Regions from separate parts of the Homo sapiens genome. Here region 2 is linked to region 1. The links are chromatin loops, found by intact Hi-C in ENCODE. Cell type or tissue: HepG2. All regions are shown on one strand. Links, peaks and the distances in the headings refer to the core of each region. The heading gives the core; the rest is flanking DNA.

Region 1 (11,270 bases), core at 2,018-10,017:
GGGATGGTGTACACGGGGGGATGGTGTACACGGGGGGATGGGGCATACGGGGGGATGGTGTACATGGGTGAGATGGTGTACATGGGCGGGATGGTGTACACGGGGGAATGGTGTACACGAGGGGATGGTGTACATGGGGGGACGGTATACACGGGTGGGGTGGTGTATACAAGGGGATGATGTACACGGGGGGATGGTGTACATGGTGGGGACGGTGTACATGGGGGGATGGTGTACATGGTGGGGACGGTGTACATGGGGGGATGATGTACATGGTGGGGACGGTGTACATGAGGGGGATGGTGTACATAGGGGGGATGGTGTACATGGGGGGGATGGTGTACACGGGGGATGGTGTACATGAGGGGGATGGTGTACATGAGGGGGATGGTGTACACAGCGGGATGGTGTACACAGCGGGATGGTGTACATGAGGGGGATGGTATACACGGGGGGATGGTATACATGGGTGGGGTAGTGTATACGAGCAGGACGGTGTATACAGCCGAGCCCCACGAGGTTGCCGAGGTGGGAGGACAGTGCATGGACACGCTATACCACCAAGAGCTGGGGAGATGAGGGACCAGCATGGGGACTTGAAAGGCGCAGCCAGGAGGGAGGCTGCTGGTGAGTGAAGAAAAGCATTTCCTGGTGGAGAGAGCAATCTCCTGTGTCAAAGCACACAGGACAGGACAGGAAGGACAAGGACTGGCGGGTGGCACAGGATTTCCTCGGAGCCCGGTGCTGTGCTGGAGCCGGCTCATGAGCCTACTGCTAAGTTTCCAGCAGTTGTGTGAGCTGGAGGACTTCACCTTGGCAGCCTGAACTCAGCAGCAGTGGGAGTATTTACACCACATCGCTTGGCAAACATGACTGAGAACCAGGACCTTCCCGAGCAGGGTGGTGCCCTGCAGGCTGCTGGGGTGGGGTGTGAGGGCAGACTGAGAGCTCCTGCTTGCAGCAGCCACGGAGGTGGCTGACATCCCTGGGGAATCGCCTGCAGGGATGAATCTAGGGCTGTGCTTCCAAGGGAAGCGCAAGAAACAAACACAGGAGGGCCAGGGTGGAGCACCATCCTCACGGGGGAGCTGCAGATGCAGGGAAAGGGCCGCTGCAAGCCAGGCCTGGACTGTCCAGCTCCACAGTGGCTGTGTCAGGAATAAACCCCACATCCTCAGGGACAGGAAAGGGCTCTGAGGCCGCTCCAGGCTATGGGACAAAATGAGCCTTCCCTACAGAACACCATGGTCAGAGCAAGGCTGATAACACAGCCCGCTGTCCTCCTCTGGGAGTGAGAATAATGACAGTCACCTCGTGTGGTTACTGCGAGGAGCAGACAGACACCTTGGCCAGGCCCAGAGGGGCTCAGCAATCACCCAAGTCACCCAGCCAGGACTGGAGCACAGCCGGTGGGCCTCTGAGCTCACCCCAGTGACTACTCCATTTTATTATGTCTAGCAGCCGCCAGGCGGGCTCTGGGAACAAGACCTGGGGCACAGACGTCGCCTATCTGAGGACCCAGATATTTGGCTGCAGGAGATGGAGCCCTGAACAGAACTGATCTCCCTGTCCCCAGCGGCCTGATGGGGCAGTTCCTCCCATTTCCACCCCCTTCCCATGCCAGCAGTGCTGGTGGCGGCTGCACCTGATGCTGCCGAGGTGGACGGCACGGTTAGGGGGTGAGTGCAGCTCCCAGGGCAACATGATGCTCTCTCTAGGAAAAGTGCAGAACCTGCTCCGTGGAGCTGCAGGCACCGCTCCAGGACCACTGCACACGTGGCTCCTCTAAAAGACTGTCCCCAAGACAGGACTTGCTCAAAGCCGAGTCGTGTATTTCACAATCCATGTTCCTTGCTTGAAACTCTCAAAGACATGTTGTTATGATGGGATTTGCTTTTACACTGGACACAAATGGAAGTCCGTCACCACCGTGTGCAGGACTGCGGGGCCTCAGGAAGGATGAGTCGGAAAGGAAGGAGTTGGCGTGGATGGAGCAGGCAGATGAGATCTGTGTAACGCGCCGTTCCAAGGCTTCAGAGGAAGCGGTATTTAAGGAAAAATACATCAAAACACTCGAGCATCACTTCCTCTGCAAAGGCGTGATGACACTACCCATGTCAACGTTTCTGACAATAAGATCTGCAGCAATTTTTATATCCAGAAGGATTCATAAGGCAACTTGCTCCATCTTGTGCTGCGAGTCACATTTCTTAACATTTGTTTCTCAATTCCAAAGGCCTGTGGGTGGCACAGTCACTTGCACAACAGCCAAAAGACCCTCTCCTTGGCATGGCTGCCCCATGCTGCCGTCTGCTGTGTGGCTGATTTATTCTCCCATGTGCGATATGTGCTGGGCAGAGGTGACTGGCAAGCTGCACTTATTTTTTTGTTTGTTTTTTTGAGATGGAGTTTTACTCTTGTCACCCAGGCTGGAGTTCAGTGATGCGATCTTGGCTGACTGCAACCTCCGCCTCCTGGGTTCAAGCGATTCTCCTGCCTCAGCCTCCTGAATAGCTGGGGTTACAGGTGCACACCACCATGCCCAGCTAATTTTTGTATTTTTAGTAGAGACGGGGGTTTCACTATGTTGGTCAGGCTGGTCCCGAACTCCTGACCCCAGGTGATCCACCCGCCTTGGCCTCCCAAAGTGCTGGGATTACAGGCGTGAGCCACTGCACCCAGCCAAACACTTAGTTTTTAACCAAGTATTTACACCTGATCCATAATCTGAAATTCAAGTGGAGATGAGTGAAGAGCACAGGCACGAGGGCACCCACTATTTTCCGGGCATTTTCGGCATGCCAACTCTGTGGGGTTTTTCAGTTTCCAAATTATAGCTGCTCTCATGATGATATGAGGCCCCTCAACAGTCACCTCACACCTCCCCAAGGGCACCTCTCAGCTGGCATGGAAATGAAAATAGGCCCGTTTTACACAGAATCAGAACAAAGGAGGTCCCCCTCTGAGGCACAGCTGCCTGTGCTGGGGGTAGAGACTGGACTTCCAGTGAAGCTGTGCCTCTGACCCAGCACTGGTTTTTAAAAGCCTCTGACCCAGCACTGGTTTTTAAAAGCCTCTGACCGAGCACTGGTTTTTAAAAGCCTCTAACCCAGCACTGCGTTTTCAAGAGCTTAAGGGCCTTTTCATCGAATTCTATTATCCTCTAGAGTTTCCTAATTTAAAACCATTTCTGGGGCTGACAGCAGGTAAGGGTAGGAGGCCCTGAATGGGAAGGAGCAGTTCACCCCGTGGCTGGGGTGTGATATCCTGTGCAGGACAGGGATGGGGAGGCCACAGCGGCCCGCATCAGCGGCCCATGGGAATCTCCAGCGGACAGGGCAAGGTTGGTCAGGGGAGCGTGGCCCCTGCCTCTTTCCCACAGAGGGAGGGACATGAGCAATCAGGGGAACTGGAGCTGGGGCCAGGGGAGTCAGGAGCCTGAGCGGCTCCTTCGTCTTCAGGGACAGCTTCCTAAACACGCCTGTGGCCTCAGGCTCCCACTGGGGGGTGGGGGCGTGGCTGTGTCTTCTTCTCACGGGCTGCAGGGGCTATGAGGAATTCTGTTGGCCTTTCTTGGTCACTTCCGAATGGGCTTTCGAGCCCTAGCTGCGGAAACCTGGAAGGAAACAGCAGCGAGGAGTAAGCCAGGATGCAGCCTCTGTCACTGCCGCAGCGCAGGTGGCTGTCACATCGGACCAACAGGGAACCACCATAGGTCAGTCACTGAATCTGACATGCTGTAGCACAGCTGGATGGGGCGATGTTCTGAGAGCTCCAAAGTGTGTGTTGTCAGGAGGAGGCCGAGGTTGAATGCCTTCCAGGGGATGAATCACTTCAGGACACAAAATGATTTTGATGATCGTCCCGAGGAGTTGTTCTTCTCCGAGACAGGAAATCTCAGGCGTAAACTTGAATAAGGTGGTCCTAACCTGTGGGCTGCACATTCCTTGGGCTATGGAGCCACTAGGAGGAATCCTCCCCTCTCCCCACTTCCAAGTCACCTGTTGTGACTCAGCTTCTCTCTGCCTTGGGGCACCAGCCTGCAATCCTGATGGTGCCTTCCTCAAAGGGCTGTTGGGAGGATTCCAGAGAATACACACGCAGGGCTCTGTGCACTCCCGCACCCGGTTAAACCCTAGAAATCATGCCCACTGCGTGCACCGTGTTCAGATGGAAAACTGCGTTAGACACGTGTGCATCTGTGGTTGTAAACGAAGAATGATGCTTCTGTGACTAAGAAAGTTCAAATGCGTTTCAAAGCCTGACTAAAGTCAATGTGATTTGTTTTGATCATGACAGACTGACTCTGTCAGTGTCAGTATGGGGATGAAAGACTTGGTTCACAATTTTCTTATCTTAAAAAAAAAAAGATCTCCATGCTTAAAAGACAAAACAAAACATTTTGATCCACAGCTTTAATGCTCAGGATCATTAATGGCATTGTAGAAATGGAAAAATAAAAGTCAGCCAGGCTCTGTGGCTTGTACCTATAAATCTCAGAACTTTGGGAGGCCAAGACAAGAGGACTGCTTGAGCTCAGGAACTGAGATCACCCTGGGCAACATGGCAAGATACTTGTCTCTACAAAAAATAAAAAATTAGCTGGATGTGGTGCTGCATGCCTGTAATCCCGACTTGGGAGGCTGAGGTGGGAAGATCGCTTGAGTACAGGAGGTTGAGGCTGCAGTGAGCTATGACCATGCCACTGCACTCCAGCCTGGGTGACAGAACGAGACCCTGTCTCTTAAAAAAAAAAAAATTAAATAAAAGCCACAACATACAAATATGGTCATTTCACCATGCAAGCACATCAAAACATTGAGAAAGAGGACAGGAATCTCTTAACATCCAGATGGCAATTTAATGTCCTTGTTCACCTGCCTGGGGCAGCTCACAGTGCCCCTTAACCTGAATTGATAGCTTTTGATGTAATAAGTAGAGCAGTGTTCAGGGCTTCAAGGATATAACAGAACATCAGCTCCAAGAGTCTGGTGATGTTTGCCCGTTTTGTTCACTCCAGAACCTGCAGCACTTAGAACAGGGCCTGGCACAAAATAATGCACAGTAAACATTTGTGGAATGAATGGTATGTATGATTCAGAAATTGAAGCAGAGGTTTCCAGTCTTTTTAGAGATCTTCAACTCGATGAATTTGACTAGAGTGATTTCTAAGATAAATAAATGTAAACAGCACAGAGAGTACACCTGCCACAAGCCACGCCCCCGCCATAGATGCAGGGAGCAGGAACGACATCTATCCCGCTCACGCAGGCAGCGGCTAGCCACCAATTACACAGCATCCTATGTGAAATAAACTTCTGCAGGTGGTAATCCACTACAAATTATTCTCATCGCACTTCATTTCCTCCTTTTTGAAGGTATTTTTTTAAAGCATAAAAATGAACGCTTATGACGCTGAACGACATGAAGAAACCCCTCCTTGAATTCACAGCTTTGTGTTCTTAGCACACCTCCAAGCCACCCAGGGCCAACAAGGTCAACAACACAACTGTCCACACCAAGGCCTGGAGGGTCCGAGCACCTCCTGTCTACCCAGCGCACCCCGAGACAGGTGTTTGAACTCGTGCTCAGCACTCTGTGGGCCGCGGGAGCCAGGGCAGAGCAGGCATCCCTGGCAGCAGACATGGACCCCAGACGAGCACACGCTCCTCTGAGGGAGGAGAGGTCAGCTTCCACACTTGAACCTGACCCTGAGTCTACAGCCGCACTGGACCAGAGCAGAGGGTGGCTGTGGCTTTCTACAACCAGGAGAGGCCTCCAGCACCTATGGAAGGAGTCAAGGGCAAATCTGGAGTCCTGCTGGCAAAGGTGGCTCAAGTCAGGAGACAGGCAGGAACCCGCAGTGATGCACAGCATGATTCCTGGTGTCAATTTATTCTCTATGATAGGAAGAACCCAAAAGAATGTGTGCTGTTTGTGATGTCTCTTCCCCAGGAGTCAGCTTAGACGGCCAAGCTCTATCCTTAACACAATGTCTCCATCTAGTGTCACACACTCTACATGGACAAGAGGCCTTATTTTTCAAATCAGATTCAATTGTGTTTTAAATCTAGTGCTTAATTTTCACAATTAGGAAGGTGAAAACTATAAAGATGGATCCAAAAACATGAATTATTCTACTTTCTCATCATTTTAAAATCAAAATTTTACAACTAAGCTTAGAGGCAGAAACCACCAACATTAATTCAAACATTGCATACAATTTTATATTGTTAACATATCGATTTCAGGGCCGGGTGCAGTGGCTCACACCTGTAATCCCAGCATTTTGGGAGGCCGAGGCGGGCAGATCACCTGAGGTCAGGAGTACAAGATCAGCCAGGCCAACATGGTGAAACGCTGTCTCTACTAAAAATACAAAAAATTAGCCAGGCGTGGAGGTCCATGCCTGTAATCCCAGCTACTTGGGAGGCTGAGGCATGGAAATCACTTGAACCTGGGAGGCGGAGGTGGCAGTGAGCCCAGATCGCACCACTGCACTACAGCCTGGGTGACAGAGCAAGACTCTGTCTCAAAAAAAAAAAAATACACACACACACACACACACACACAGACACACACACACACACACACACACACATATACTTTAGGCTGGGTGCAGTGGCTTACACCTGTAATCTATAATCCCAGAACCTGAGGCTGGTAGATCACCTGAGGTCAGGAGTTCAAGACCAGCCAGGCCAACATGGTGAAACCCCATCTCTACTAAAAGTACAAGAATTAGCTGAGCATGGTGGTGCATGCCTGTAATCCCAGCTACTCGGGAGGCTGAGGCAGGAGAATCACTTGAACCTGGGAGGTTGCAGTGAGTCAAGATCACACCATTGCACTCCAACCTGGGTGACACAGTGAGACTCCATCTCAAAAAACATATAGCTAGATACAGATATAGATAGATAGATTAGATAGATAGACAGATAGATAGATAGATAGATAGATTTCACAGAGTTCCAGATTAACAAAGTGACATAAAAATGTCTCCAATAATTAAAAGTATTTGCCTTTGTCTATCTTGATAATACCCCTGAGACACTCCCCTGGTGCCATCTGCACCTGTCCTTGCTACTGGAGGGTACCATGCCTGCCAACATCCAGGCCTTGGCACAATTAGCCCGGGGCTGACAGGAAGCACCTCCATTGCCTTTGAGCAGTTACACAACAAAACTCTTGCTCATTCTACAGCCACACCACACCCGACTCCCTGAGGGCACGGAGCTTCCCACTGGGGCCATCTGCAGAGCTGGTGAACTGCGCCACACTCAGATGTGACATGGCGAAGGAAGGGAATGAACAACGTGGCCTGTGATGTACAGATGAATACATCTAGTCATATAATTTAGGATGAAAATTTCAGAAAATTACTGACAACACAAATGTCTTTTCATCAAGTCAAAACCAACTAAAATTCCACAGTGTACCTCTTGCGGGACACATAGAAGCATGTGTTTCAGAGGTCAGGAAGCGAGAAGCAGGAACTTCAGAAATGTCATTGCTTCAGGCCACCAGGCAGGGGGACAGGACATGGGAGGAGGCCACAGGTGGTTGGAAGTGACTGTTGGTGCATTAGTGGCCACATTGGGTAGCCTTGCGGGTGTTTACCACCACCCATTTCAAGTAATTTGTTTTAATGAAAATGGAATGAAAGAGCTCTGTGCATGGAGCAAAGCTGAGTGAGGGCTGTGAAGCAAGGACCAGTTATACACACTGGGGCCACAGACTGAAGGGAGGGGGGAAAATCAAATTGTTCATCTATGTAGTAAAGGGAGCTGGTTCTCCTTTCTCTGCCTCCTTTCTTCATAAGCTTCACATGGCAGATGCCTGGTTACTCTTCCTTCACCCAACCACCATGTCTCACAGCAAGACTTTAGCTGAGAAGACTGACTCTGGGTTTGCAAAGGAAGCCCTGCCAACATCATCCCAGCTCCAACCTCTCCCTTCTCGCCCCGACCTCCCAGGCTCGCCTCGTCACCTGGAGGATCATGTCTTATTCCTAAGTTGCTTGGCTTATACTCAAACATCAGCAAAATCTCACTGTATCTATTAGTTATTAATAATAGATTTCTAAGGCCGGCGCGGTGGCTCACGCCTGTAATCCCAACACTTTGGGAGGCCAAGGTGGGCAGATCACCTGAGGTCAGGAGTTCGAGACCAGCCTGACCAACATGGAGAAACCCCGTCTCTACTAAAAATACAAAATTAGCCAGGCATGGTGGCACATGCCTGTAATCCCAGCTATCAGCAACTCGGGAGGCTGAGACAGGGAATCGCTTGAACCTGGGAGGCGGAGGTTGCGGTGAGCCGAGATTGCGCCATTGTACTCCAGCCTGGGCAACAACAGCAAAACTCCATCTCAAAAAAAATGAATAAATAAATAATAATAATAGATTTCTACTAAAGTAGAAAATAATTGTATGCCTCTTTCCACAGATGAGCAAAACAGTTATCAGTTTACAAAATGATTTGTAGTTTTAAAAAGTCATTGATGCATTTTCTTCTAAAACCTAAATATATTTTAATAGTATCCATATCTTTCATCTACTATTAACTTTTAAATTGAGGCATTCATAAATAATTTCTGTAAATTAAAATAACTGTACACCTGAAAATATTAATATAATAGGCCTGGAGCAGGGGGAAATGCTTTTCTAAGACAAAGTTACTAAAGTGTTTCCTTTAGTTACTGAAACCTAAATTATTTTTAAGCTGGGACCATGATGACACAGAATTATTAATATGCTGTTTATAGGTACATACCCCACCAAGCATGCTGCATCCAAGCGCTAAAAAGTTTATCCACTTGATTTTGTTTTCACAAGGATCCAGTTGTAAGAGCGCTTTGAATTTTTCCTTCGGCAGGCACAAGTTCTTCCACTTCTGCTCAAGATCTGTTAATTCCACATACCGCTTGTGGTGACACTGTTTGGAAAACACAGCATGACAATTTATGTATGTTTTAAAACCTGGGAAACAATGAATGCTGTGAATATTCAACACACACCAAGTAACCCGCCCCATGCAGGGGACAGATGAACTCCAAATGCATGACAGGGGGTTCTGTCAGCCCTGGGGAGGGAAGGCAGGGAAGGCAGCGAGCGGCAACCTTTTATTTATTAAATGAAAAAAGGACGGTGAAGCGAATACGGCATCATGTTATGACTTAATGAAACAGGCATACTGATATTGAGTATACGATACTCCACTATCTGTCTGAAATGCTTCACAATAAAAAATAAAGCTCAGTAAAAAACATTTTAAAAATCCAGCCCCTAATCACATTAACAGTTAGATAGGAGAGATCTTAAAACTGAAAATAAATGTATTTCTTCTATTATATATTTATTTGTTAATTTTTGGACAGTCTCATTCTGTTGCCCAGGCTGGAGTGCAGCGGCATGATTTCGGCTCACTGCAACCTCCACCTCCCAGGGTTAAGTAATTCTTCCGCCTCAGCCTCCCAAGTAGCTGGGATTACAGGTGCGCACCACCACGCCCTGTTAAGTTTTGTATTTTTATTGGAGACAAAGTTTCACCTTGTTGGCCAGGCTGGTCTTGAACTCCTGACCTCAAGTGATCTGCCCGCCTCAGCCTCCCAAAGTACTGGGATTAAAGGCATGAGCCACCATGCCCGGCCTTCCTTCTACTATTTTAAACAATCTATCAAAACTGAAAACTTCTGCAATCTGCTAGCAGTATCCTGGATGAAAAGGCTTTGAGCAATTTCAGCATGTCTTTTCGCAAGCTACACCATTCAAGAGTTCTTTGCTTCCCTTAAGGTAGTCCTAGTTTCAGAATTCACTGTATCCTGCGCAGAAGCACAGTACTTCACAGTGTAGAATGGGGATAAGTCAGTTTGAAAATCAAGGTTATGCCACTGGTGTCTCTTTTAGCAAAAGAACCGAGTCATGAGGAAGGCCTAGCCTTGCTCCGTGACCCACTTTCTAGTAACTCACGTCTGTAAAAACAGGATGGCGTGTGGGGCAAAGAAGCGCAAGGCAGGAAGGGGGCCCAGGCTCTCCACAGCACTGGACACCAGAGGCTGCTGCCCACCTTGGGGGCCAAAGGCCAGCCCCGCCTTCCAGACAGAGAAGGCAGAGGCTTACTCAGGCCTGCGCACAGCTTTCACAAACACACACCTGGAGAACGGACTGGAAACCCCCCAGGTTCTGAAATTTTGTATGTTTTGCCCAGCAGAATCTAGTGTCATGTAAATTTTGTATTTAAAAGAAATTATATTTCACTTTTCTAAACTCTACCCCTGGATAGTGACTTGGGGCTGTTGAAGCTAGAAAAAGACCTCCCAGACACAACATATTTCTTCCTTGAATCAACCTTGACGATGCGTGGCAGGGAAAGCAGGATTTCAGGGACCTCAGGAGGTTTGAAATACATTGCTGGGGTGTGCCCCGCTCTGTCATCAATGCACAGTGAACGGTAAGGAAAGCACAGGCCAGCTGCCTGAGGCCAGAGACTACGCCCCCCCATACCTGCTTGTGCAAAACTTTCAGGAGTCCTTGAGTCAGGCCTGTGTCTGTTTTCTGGGTTGCCGTGGGCATTTCCATTCTGTCCTTTACAGGAAGTGGATCTCCTCTCGACAGAGCTGAAAAATAGCTAATAAATAACAGACATCTCTGAAAGCTCATCAATACACAAAAAACAGCTATGCGATCCAATTTCTTAAATAACCCCCCAAAACAACGGTGATTAGGAAGGACAGCTCTGAAGACCAACATCCCGGGCTTATGTCCTGGTTCCTCCACTTGGTTCTCTGACTTAACCTTCTCTGCCTGCCTTAGTTTCTCTGTTGGCAAAGGGGATAATGAGACTCCCTGTTGGAGGGTTGGGGAGCATTGTGTGAGAAGGGCTTGGCGCAGTGGCTGGCACTCGCAGAAGCTCCTTCAACATGTGTGATTCTTCCCCTCCTCCCTGCCACTTCACAATCAGCTGGAGTTCCATGTATTATTCTTTCTTTTTTTTTCCTAAATTTTTTGAGACAGGGTCTCACTCTGTCACCCAGGCTGGAGTGCAGTGGCATAATCATGGCTCACTGTAGCCTCAACCTCCCAAGCTCAAGGGATCCTCCCGCCTCAGCCTCCTGAGTAGCTGGGACTACAGGCACACACCACCACACCTGGCTAATCTTTTTAATTATTTCTTACAGAGATGTGGTCTTGTTCCATTGCCCATGCTGGTCTGGAACTCCTGGCCTCAAGTGATCCTCCCAGCTTGGCCTCCCAAAGTGCTGGGATTAT
Region 2 (11,270 bases), core at 1,403-9,402, 730 kb before region 1:
CAAAGAAATGATCTCACTCCTTTTTATGGCTGTATAGTATTCTATGGTATATATATATACCACATTTTCTTTATCCAGTCTATCACTGATGGGCATTTGAGTTGATTTCATGTCTTTGCTATTGTGACTAGTACTGCAGTGAACATACATGTGGATGTATTTTTATAATAGAATGATTTTTATTCCTTTGAGTATATACTTAGTAATGGGATTGCTGGGTCAAATGATATTTCTGGTTCCAGGTCTTCATGGAATCACCACATTTTCTTCCACAATGATTGAAGTAATTTACATTCCCACCAGCAGTGTAAAAGCATTCCTGTTTCTCCGCAGCCTCGCCAGCATCTGTTGTTTCTTGACTTTTTAATAATCACCATTCTAACTGGTATGAGAAGGTGTCTCATTGTGGTTTTGATGTGCATTTCTCTAGTGATCAGTGATGTTGAGCTTTTTTCATAGGTTTGTTGGCTGCATGAATGTCTTCTTTTGAGAAGTGTCTGTTCATGTACTTTGCCCACTTTTTAATGGGGTTGGTTTTTTTCTTATAAATGTGTTTAAGTATTTTTGTAAACTCTGGATACTAGACCTTTGCAGATAGATAGACTGCAAAAATTTTCTCCCATTCTGTAGGTTGCCTGTTCACTCTGATGATAGTTTCTTTTGCTGTGCAGAAGCTCTTTAGCTTAATTAGATCCCATTTGTCAATTTTTGCTTTTGTGGCAATTGCTTTTGATGTATTCGTCATGAAATCTTTACCCGTGCCTATGTCCTGAATGGTATTGCCTAGGTTTTCTTCTAGGGTTTTTTATAGTTTTGGGTTTTACATTTAAGTCTTTAATCCATCCTGAGTTAATTTTTGTGTAAGGTGTAAGGAAGCGGTCCAGTTTCAATTTTCTGCATATGTCTAGCCAGTTCTCCCAGCACCATTTATTAAATAGGGAGTCCTTTCCCTGTTGCTTGTTTTTGTTAGGTTTGTCAAAGATCAGATGGTTGTAGATGTGCAGTCTTCTTTCTGAGTTCTCTATTCTGTCCCATTTGTCTCTGTTTCTCATAAACAGTCTTTTTAAGGGAGTTGTAGTTAGTTGTGCTATGGTAAGATTAGACTGCTAACATTTATATATGGGTAAGTCAAGCTTAATACCCCTTCTTTATTACCTTTGTCACAGAGTAGGACTTTGCAGATGCCTCTAGAGCCAATATGTCACATTATTTCCTGTGTTTTACATTCTTATTGTTGTCCAATGTGCCTAACCTGAGAATCCAGGTATTCTCTGCATTTCTTTCTTGTGGACCAAGAAGAGATAAGCATACATTTACGAACACCCACACTTACCGGTCATAGTGCTACGTACCGTCCAGTCTATCATTGCCTTGAATACTCCTGAGGTCCTGTGAGGTTGGATGTAAGGGGCATGCTTAAAGTCACAGCTGGTCTGTGGTACTAGTGTAGTCCTTGATTTCCAAAGCCAGTCTGCTTTACACCAGTGATTTTCCAGTTTCTCCAATCATAAGAGTTTCTTTGGAGGCACTTGATAAAACAATACATATTTCTGGACCCTAGATTTTCACGATAATAGCTTGGGAATCCACACATTTAGCAATACCCTCTCGAGGTTCTTAGGATCATGCATGTTTGAGAAACACCACTTTCTACTTTAACAGGACCAACAATTACAGTGGACTGCAGAGGGGTGGAGGATTAGGAGACATGGATGTGTTTTGAGAGACGCCAAAATAATTTGACGCTAATGGTAACTACACTATCCAATGAAAATATATGGCCCGTTTATCACTTTTTTCAAATTAGAATGAATTTGAGGTTACCTCATATTACAGTGTGCTTCCTCAAGTGAGAGAGAAAATAAGTGGAATCGCTTCCACTGGATATAGAAGAAATTTCCTGTATCCCCCTCTGACTTACAGCCAGCAGTAAGCAACTGTTACTGATGGCAGTGTTAACTGGGGTGGAGCTTGCATATATTATAGTCCTTTACTTCCCTATGAAACCTTGTGAAGTTTCATCAGAACCTTCTGTACACCGATCAGAGAGTGTTTTGTGAGCATGATCCATTTTACATTCTGCAGCAGTAAAATGTTGGATGTTCTTGAACCGTCTGAAGTTGCCTTCAGTTTTCACCTCCGTGATCATTAGGGCTGGTGACGTGAGATGTATCTGTGCTTATCTCTAATTACATTTCAGAGCATGCCAAAATTGTATAAAGGCTTAAAGGAAAGTTTTTCTGGGTCTTTGTGCTTTGTTTTGTATTTGCCGAGATTGAAATGTACAGCGCATTTCCATTTGTTAGGTCTGACAATGCATAACTGATTTGTGGCTTTACTTTGCAACTCACGAGTTACAAGTTAATTAGAAACACTTTTCCCTAATTATATTTGAGAGTTTGCTCTATTTGCTCTACAATTATCACAAAAATTACATTAACTAGTGTTAACGAACACAACATAGCAATCCCCACTGGATCCTGGAGGAGAACACCAAATTATATAACGTCTACATCCCTTGCCCAACACCTGGTTTCCTTTCCAACAGATGTTTTTGTTTGTCATTCCTGATGAAACGTTTGAAATAAACTTCCTTTTTGGTTATCCGTTAGAGGATGAAACTCAGCCTAGAGGAGGAGAAGCTTCAGTTTTGCACATGCAAAACTCTTTTCACTTAGCAACTCGCTCTTCCATCATGACGGCTGTTGTCGTTGCCATCATGGCAGCTGTGTACATCAACTGTGTGCCATCCCCAGGGAATGCCCAGAAGAAGAATCTCTGTGAAGTGGTTTCCTAAAATAGGAGCCTGTATCATGAGGCCTGTAATCCCAGAGAAGTCAGGAAATGGGACTGCTTAGAAGGTGACCTTCTTGTCTTCCTTCTTTCTTCTCCAGTTCACAATAGATGCCTGAGCAGCACTACAAGGTTGCTCAGTCAGGGTAGACAAGAGCATATGGAAATGATGTAGATGTGAGCTCTGTTCTCCAGGAGCAGTCCACTGAGTTAGGGAGAGGGAGATAGAGAACTGTTCTATAAGAAAAGCATGGAGAGAGGGCCAGAGGAGCTTAGAGGAGGAAAGAGAAACTTCAGTTGAAGAGATCAAGGAAGACTTTATGAAGAAAGCAACATTTGAAATGGGTTTTAAAGATGCATATGGGTTTGGCGTGCAGGTAATGGGAGCAGGAGAATAAAACATGGGCCACGAAGGTTACAGGGGCAAACTCTCTTTGCATGCTTCTTTAATAAGAATGGATTGAGAACTGAGTCATCCGTGTGCATGCAGGGGTGGGCATGTGTGTTCTTGCACACCTGCTCAGACTAAGGCACAAGCACTCCTGCGCAAAGCAGCTTCCTTCTGCATATCTGCTTGCCACTCTCCTTGCATTGAGTCCGAGTGCTGCGGGTTCAAACAGTCTGGTCTTCTCCTTCCATCCATATTTGCCTTTTAATCTACAATTCTTCTAGAAGTTAAGGGCCTTTGGGTGGAAGGAATAATGAGGAACGTGCTTGATAAGTTTCTACATAACTTGATTCACTTCACACAAAAATTGCTAGGGACACACCCAGAGTCAGCTGTGTCCTCGTTGATGAGACAAAATAATTCCACAGACTATTAATTCACAATAGTGAACAAGGATTAATCTACTATGCAAATGACAGTCGGCCAACTTAAAAGTTAGGACATATTTTCAGGCAATTTAAAAACCATGGAACCTTGAGCATAAAAGCATTCAGTACTTCAAGTACAGCAGTCTATAGCAAACACAGTTAGCACTTAAAATTATGATACATATTAGTTAAAAGAGCTGCTTGCCCTACATAGTATTTGGCTTTCATGCATGTTGGATTTTTTTTTGAGAAAATGGATTTTAATTCATAAGTGCAATTCTGTTTTCAAGTGGCATACCTGCTCTGTTCACAAATTTATTTTCTGAGGCTTATCTGTGCAGTTAATTAAAAGCAAACATAAACATGCGCTCTTATCTGGTTTCCAGATATACTTAACAGTGAACCACATTTGCATTCACAGGTATCAGTAGAAAAAAGGCTACTTTCATTTCTCACATTTTATGTCAAATGATTCTTTTTAGATTAGAAAGAACCATCCCCCATCCTTTATTCTTAAAAATTATTCCCCTCCATCGTTAGTGAGAGGCAGTAATATGCATGGAAATCTAAGACTGCGAGATACTGATTTCAAAGCATTCAGAAACACTTTTATTAACCAAAAGAAGTCTTGGACATTAACTTTAGCGGTTTTTGTTATGTTTCAGTCTTTGCCTTTTAAGTGAGTTTGCAGTTTTGAAGCAGATGTTTAATTTTATATTGGTTCTACGCATGCTTGTGGTAATGAAAGAAAAGAGTTTGAGAGAAAGAGAAAGAGGGAGGGACAGAGAGAGACAGCATGAGCGAGTGAGAAAGAGAGAGAGTACACAAAACTAGGCCAGGCGCGGTGGCTCAAGCCTGTAATCCCAGCACTTTGGGAGGCCGAGGCAATTGGATCACTTGAGGTCAGGGGTTCGAGACCAGCCTGGCCAACATGATAAAACCCTGTCTCTACTAAAAATACAAAAAATTAGCCAGGCACGGTGGCAGGCACCTGTAATCTCAGCTAGTCAGGAGGCTGAGGCAGGAGAATCACTTGAACCCAGGAGGCGGAGGTTGCAGTGAGCTGAGATTGCACCACTGCACTCTAGCCTGGGCAACAGGAGCAAAACTTGGTCTCAAAAAAAAAAAAACCAAAAAAAAAAGAAACTAAATTGATTTGCTCTTCTTTAGCAGTGGGGCCTTAGCTGCTGGGTATCTGTACCCGCTAGCTGGAGAGTGTCGATGCCATCCTCTCTACTTTTGACCTTGGGGCATTTTCTGATCTGTGTAATCACTTATGCACAGCCAATCACGTGCATCCTTTATTAAGGACACGTATGGGTGGAGGGGCATGTTAATATGCCTTACTTTCCATGCCTTTTTCAGGAGACTTCCTAAGGCTTCGTTAAATTAACAGGAGATAGAAATTTGTATTTAACATACAGTTGTAGTTATGAGATGAACATGGATCATTTAGGATTTTCAAGCAGTCTATCAATTTAATAATTTTCTGCAAAACTGCCCTTGCTATTAACTTAGTTATTGAAGTGTATAAACACAGATGTGAAATTTTTTTGTCATGTATAAACTTCACATTGAGCATGGCTAGGTATTTATAATTTGAATCTAATGAAAATGGGATTGAAAAGAAGGAAATGATCAGGTGATCTCAGAAGGGCAACTCTCCCAAAAGCAAACACTATGTCTGATTAGATAAGCCACATGCTTAGTGAATGGAAAGGAATATCTCTAAAATTTGCTGATCCAAACTCCAAATACCAGGATCTTACTAAAATTCCCTTTACCTCCAGGGGGCTCCCTCACCATCTCTAGGTAGCTTTCCTAAAGCTGCTTGCCATTAGGGCTGCAGTGTAATGAAACACAATCTGAGTTGCTATGGAAACAGCTATATCTATGCAAATTACCTTTTAAAAAATCATTAGGCCACAGAAAGTCTGTCAGTCATATGAAATTTGCAAGGACAACAGCCCACAGCTACCCTTGGCATTGCTTCTCCCCATTGACTGTTGCCAGTTTCTTTTGCTGTATCTCTTTTATACAAAGATAGTATTACCCAATCCTTGGGGGACATGGCTAGTAGTAAGAGTTGCGGGTGGGAAGTTGAGGGCGGGAAGTTGAGGGCAATCACCTGCAATTAAGAGTTTTGAAGCCATCGTGGGCAGTGGAAAAGCTACCTAGACATGGATGGGGGAAGAGAGAGGTTGAAGTTGAGGCAAATTTACTTAAAACCAAGTGTCTCACATCCATCCCTCTCCTCCAAAAACTAAGTCACTAACTTTACTTGCACACACAGACATATATATACAGGTGTGCACACTCTTAGATGTGCACACGAAGGTGGGTGCATGCAAACATACCTGTGCAATGTAGGCATACCCACACAGACCAGCACATGCAGGCATGAACATACATGCCCGGGTGTGTGCATGCACACACTACACACGTACACACCACACACATATACCACACACACACTACACACACACCCACACACACATACCCCACACACACCACACGCCCACTCACACCACACACACACCCCATCCACACACACACACCCCATCCACACACACACCACACACACACTCCATCCACACACACCCCACACATACCACACACACCACACACACCCCCCACACACACCCCACACACACCACACATACATCACACACGCCACACACACCCACACACCACACACATACTACACACACACCACACACATACTACACAGATACCACGCACCCCCCCACACACACACCACACACATAGCCTCCACACACACCACACATACACACCACACACATCCATGCACACACGCCACACATAACACACACACACATCCACACACACATGCCACACATACACACACACACCACACGCATTCACCACACACACACCACACAGACACACACACAGACACACACACACACACATACACACATCCACACACACATGCCACACATAACACACACACACACCACACGCATACACCACACACACACCACACAGACACACACACAGACACACACACACACATACACACGGAGCCTCCTGGGTTTTTGGCTATCACACAGCCCTCCCTACCATCCTGCTCTACCAGACGCAGTTCCACACTGGAAGCACTACTATCCCCGACTTCTTTGTGTATCTGTTCTATACACTGGGCTTGGCAGAAGCTTCCACAGTGCTTTTAGAGCTTGCAGTTCTCTCAGCTGGTCACCATGGCTCCCCGGGGCACAGCCTGTGTGCTCTGCTGGTTGTCGCCATCTCACCTGCTGCTTCCCGGGCAAAGTGGCCCCACATGTGTCTACCCTGAGCCCCCAGGAGACTGCAGCTATGAGGTAGTAGGTAAGCCAGAGAGAAAGAATGGCTCACTGCCCCTTGCATTACAATTTGTACTAGAATCCCTGAAGAGCACTTCTTATACCCCAGGCATTACAGAAAGAGCTTTTCCCACCTTAGCCTCTTTCCCGGGAATTGAGACTTGCCTCTCTGTTGCTGGGCTAAGGGCGAGTCAAATAATGGCTCCCACTCCAGTCATTGGGTCCACCCTCCCCGCCACTGCACCCTGCTCCTGGTACCCGCTGGCTGGTTTGCATTCACATCAGTTCCCTCCTAGGAGCTTTTCCTGCCCCACCAGTCAGCCTCTGCCCAGCCTGCCTAACCTGCCCAAACACATCCCAGACCTCAAGTGCACAGACTTGGTTCTTCCCCAGAACCTCCGGGCCCACATACTAGTAGACTCTGTCAGCTCCACATCCTCAGGCAACCGGGAGTGCTCAGCCCTGTCTGAACTCTGAAGAGGACAGAGACATCAACTCAGATGGGAGCCAGCATCCCTGCTACATGGGAACTCTTTATAGGAGTTGCCAGTTGGCATCGTTAGGAGTGATGTATTTCAGTTTGGTTCTCTAAAGAGCCAGATCACATTTTCACTGTTTTCTACGAGGTAGCAGGATCTAGAGTGTGTTGCTCAGCTAAGCCCTAGGGCAAATATGGAAAAGAGATCAGTGTTACAGACCCTGTCCCCAGCAGGATAAGTGAGGTCCTTCTTCACTCTACATCCTGCCTTGGGGGTCAGGGACATGAACAGAGGAGCCCATCTGCTTGCAGGGACCATGATGCTGAGACTCTACAATATGTGAGGCACATAAGCCTTGCTTGTGCTTTCAGTGTGTGAAACTTAAAAGTGAGTTCTCAACCAATCGCTATTATGTTTCTTTCTTTAAATGCTTTAAATATTAACCTAGGACTCTGCTTCCAAAATAACATATTACATTTAAGGCCACATGACCCTTGTATTAGTCTGTTTTCACACTGCTATAAAGAACTTCCTGAGACTGGGTAATTTATAAAGGAAAGAAGTTTAATTAACTCACAGTTCCACATGGCTGAGTAGTCCTCAGGAAACTTACAATCGTAGCGGAAGGCCAAAAGGAAGCATAGTGGAGGAGAGAGAGAGAGAGCGATGCGGGGGAAGTGCCCCACTTTAAAACCACTGGATCTCATGAGAATTCACTCACTATCACAAGAACAGCATGGGGGAAACCACCCCCCATGATGCAGTCACCTCCCACCAGGTCCCTCCCTCAACACATGGGGCTTACAATTCGAGATGAGATTTGGGTGGGGACCCAGAGCAAACCATATCAACCCTGTTTTTATTGCTAGTTACAGAATTAGTGCTCTAGCCTCAGCGATCCCTCAATGAAGGTCATTGCTGTGAGTTATTTCTTCAATGAGCAGAGCCTTTAGTTTATTATTTCCAGCAAATAAAATGTGTGTCATTGTTATCCCCATGTTAGGTTGAGAAGGAAATATTAAAAGGTTAATGTAATAAGCACCAAACCAAAAGTTCTTCCATGTTTACGCAGCATCATTTTGGAATACAAATACCTGCTTTCTCCAAGCCAATTACATATTTTTTTAAATATTATATAATATCCAGGGTTATCTATTCTGAGAGTCATTTAAGCCTTTAATAAGAGGGTTGAGGTGTCAATAGGTCCTCAGCCCTCAAATTTACTAACTTTTAGAAGTGGAGGTCAGAAAATGATTTTTTAAAACCATATCTCTTATAACAAATATATCTCCTATCTCCTTTGTGAAGATAACTAAAAATGGAGACATTATAGAATGTCAGGGTTAGGTACAGATAAATATGTATATTTAGTCCAGGCATAGTGGCTTATGCCTGTAATCCCAGCACTTTGGGAGGCTGAGGTGGGTGGATCATCTGAGGTCAGGAGTTCGAGATAAATATGTATATTTAAAGGCATGGTTCATATTTTCTGTGATAACCTTGTTTTAGGAATATAGTACAGTGCTCTGTTTTATGTTTTTTTGTTTTTTGTTTTTGTTTTTGTTTTTTTGTTTTTTTGTTTTTTGTGCTTTTTTTTGAGATGGAGTCTCGCTCTGTCACCCAGGCTGGAGTGCAGTGGTGCAATTTCGGTTCACCGCAACCTCCATCTCCTGGGTTCAAGCGATTCTCCTACCTCAGCCTCCCGAGTAGCTGAGACTACAGGGCACCTGCCACCACGCTGGACTAATTGCTCTGCTGTATCTTTAAGAATAAAGGCCCATGTGATTTGCCTTGAAATGTGTCCATCCAAGAGACTGTAGGCAACTGAAATTGAGAAAAGTTAGTCAAGCTATGAAAAATTATCTGCTCATTGTTGAACATACCATCTTCATAATTAAGAAATAGTTGTAAAATATATGCACTGTCATCTCAGTGGGGTAATTTTAAATAAGAGTTTTCTAGCTATAAGCTATTGTAGTTCCACAGTATCATAAAGATCAGTAGGACATATGTCTTTCTAAGAGTTAAATTTCAATATAAGGCGAAGAATGTATTGTATATGTCTTCCTGGTACACTAAATTGATAATCATCATTACATTCTTTGCCAACTTAAAATGATTCAATGTTGTGAGTGCCCTGAGTCTAATTAATTTTAACAAAACCATTTATATACCATAAATTTCCAATTATATATATACTTTTTAAAGAGTAAAATTCTGCTAGGCTCTACTGATGTCTTACATCTCAAATTTCTCAGACCTCCATAACCAGCATTTGCCTCATTTTGTTAGCATCATCTTCCATTATGACGCATTGTTAATCATACTCCTCCTACCAGGACTCATATCACAGGTTTTCCATTCAAGTTGTATCATCTCTGCCTCTCTATCACCTACATTAACCTATAAGCTCCTTAAGAGTAGGGGAAGTTTCATAGTCATGATTGTTTCCATGATGTTCAACCCAGCATATCATAGGAGTTCAATAAATCCCTCTTGGACTAATTTGGTGGAAACTATATTCCAATTTTCCCCACATTGAGCTGCATTCCCAGGCTTCAAGAGTATTCCTCAACTAATAACCACTGTTGTGTTCTCCTTTTAACCTACTGAGAAAAAGGCTTAGGTCAGTAGCAGACTTATTGGTATTCACTGATGCTCATCCATCTTTGATTTCATAGTAAGACTTGCTTAATGTGTGAGTCATCATGGGTGACAGTATGTTAACACATCTATAAAGAATACTTGAACACTATTGCAGGAATAGAAATGGGCATTGAGAGATCCCATTTCTATCCTAAACAATATAAAACCAGCTTGAATCCTAAGCCAACTTTGTGTCTTCTTCAAGTCTTCCTTTTCTATTTCTTTGCCTTCGCCAACACCACTGCCAGAATATCAGTAGCTACCAGGAACCAACAAGTATCATCTTATATACATTCCTCTGGTATAAACAACTTGCTATAGTATTTAAATTAATTGATGCATGTTTTCTTGCGATGGAATTGAGGATACTTTTTATCTGATGATATGATTTTATCATCACAAATCATAATTCACCTAAGGAAATAAATGGCACTTCTATCTAATTATTGCCATAAAGAACAACTTAATATCAAAATGACAAAGGTTGTTTTTGCAATATATTATTCAGAATTTAGATGGATGATATAAATTTCCATCTAACTTGATCCATGTAGTTTAATGAGAGCATTTTGTAGATCTAATTATCTGTGAACAAGACCAAAAAAAAGTTCCTCAAAATTTCACTTCCTTTAAATATTTTTTTAGTCTCCAGGAGGTGATAGGTAAAAGCTTCTCTTAATAACTTATAATACATATATTTTATACATATATTTTGATTAATTTTTCTATATTAAAAAATTCTGGAATCACAAATAAGGAGTGCCTTAGAGTCTTGTATAGGCCAATAATTTTTTAGCTGTTTTTTGTCCTTTCTTTCTGTCTAAGAACAATGGGTGTCCTGACTATAGACAGTGTTAGGTATCACCATGTTGTAGATACATAGTAAGAAACTGAAAACCAAATGCCTTGAATTTTATAATTGAATATCAATTTTCCTATCTAGACACCTAGAAACAAAAGCACCAGGATTTCCCCTGAGGGTAAAACACAGAATGTCTAAACCTCACTCTCTTCTTGGGGCCTTACCATCAACTTATATAGTCCCTGCTGAGAACCTGAGTGCATTGGAAATTGTTGACGTGAAATAAGGGATGTAATACTCATGCATCTTTGCAGGAATTTATAAACTCCATCTGTTCATAACATTCAATCACAAGATTATGTACCTGGACCTCATTAGCTCAGCTCCCAGAAGAGAGGTCATATTTTAATG

What was found. A loop is a pair of places that touch in the nucleus more often than their neighbours do. Peaks named below come from ENCODE experiments on the same cell type or tissue, not always from the same donor. Only the 100,000 strongest peaks of a DNase experiment are listed, where the experiment ranks them.
Region 2: a loop joins it to region 1, with 10 times the contacts of the local background. A loop is called at or near these places in 12 of 110 quality-filtered maps.

What each region holds. Positions count from the first base shown.
Region 1 is chr5:10,447,619-10,458,888 of GRCh38, reverse strand. It overlaps ROPN1L (rhophilin associated tail protein 1 like), which reads right to left. Exons shown (of 5, transcript NM_031916.5): 2 at 10,506-10,629; 3 at 8,776-8,937. Among named protein-coding and RNA genes, the nearest start is that of ROPN1L, 11 kb to the right of the region's middle. RefSeq lists an enhancer at 337-1,196. In HepG2, for the core only: a CTCF peak has its summit at 5,999 (motif pointing left); a DNase peak (open chromatin) is centred at 5,988; H3K27me3 peaks cover 1,716 bases.
Region 2 is chr5:11,177,031-11,188,300 of GRCh38, reverse strand. The region is part of intron 11 of CTNND2 (catenin delta 2); the gene reads left to right. Among named protein-coding and RNA genes, the nearest start is that of CTD-2154B17.1, 400 kb to the right of the region's middle. In HepG2, for the core only: a CTCF peak has its summit at 5,400 (motif pointing right); no DNase peak of the experiment used is centred there.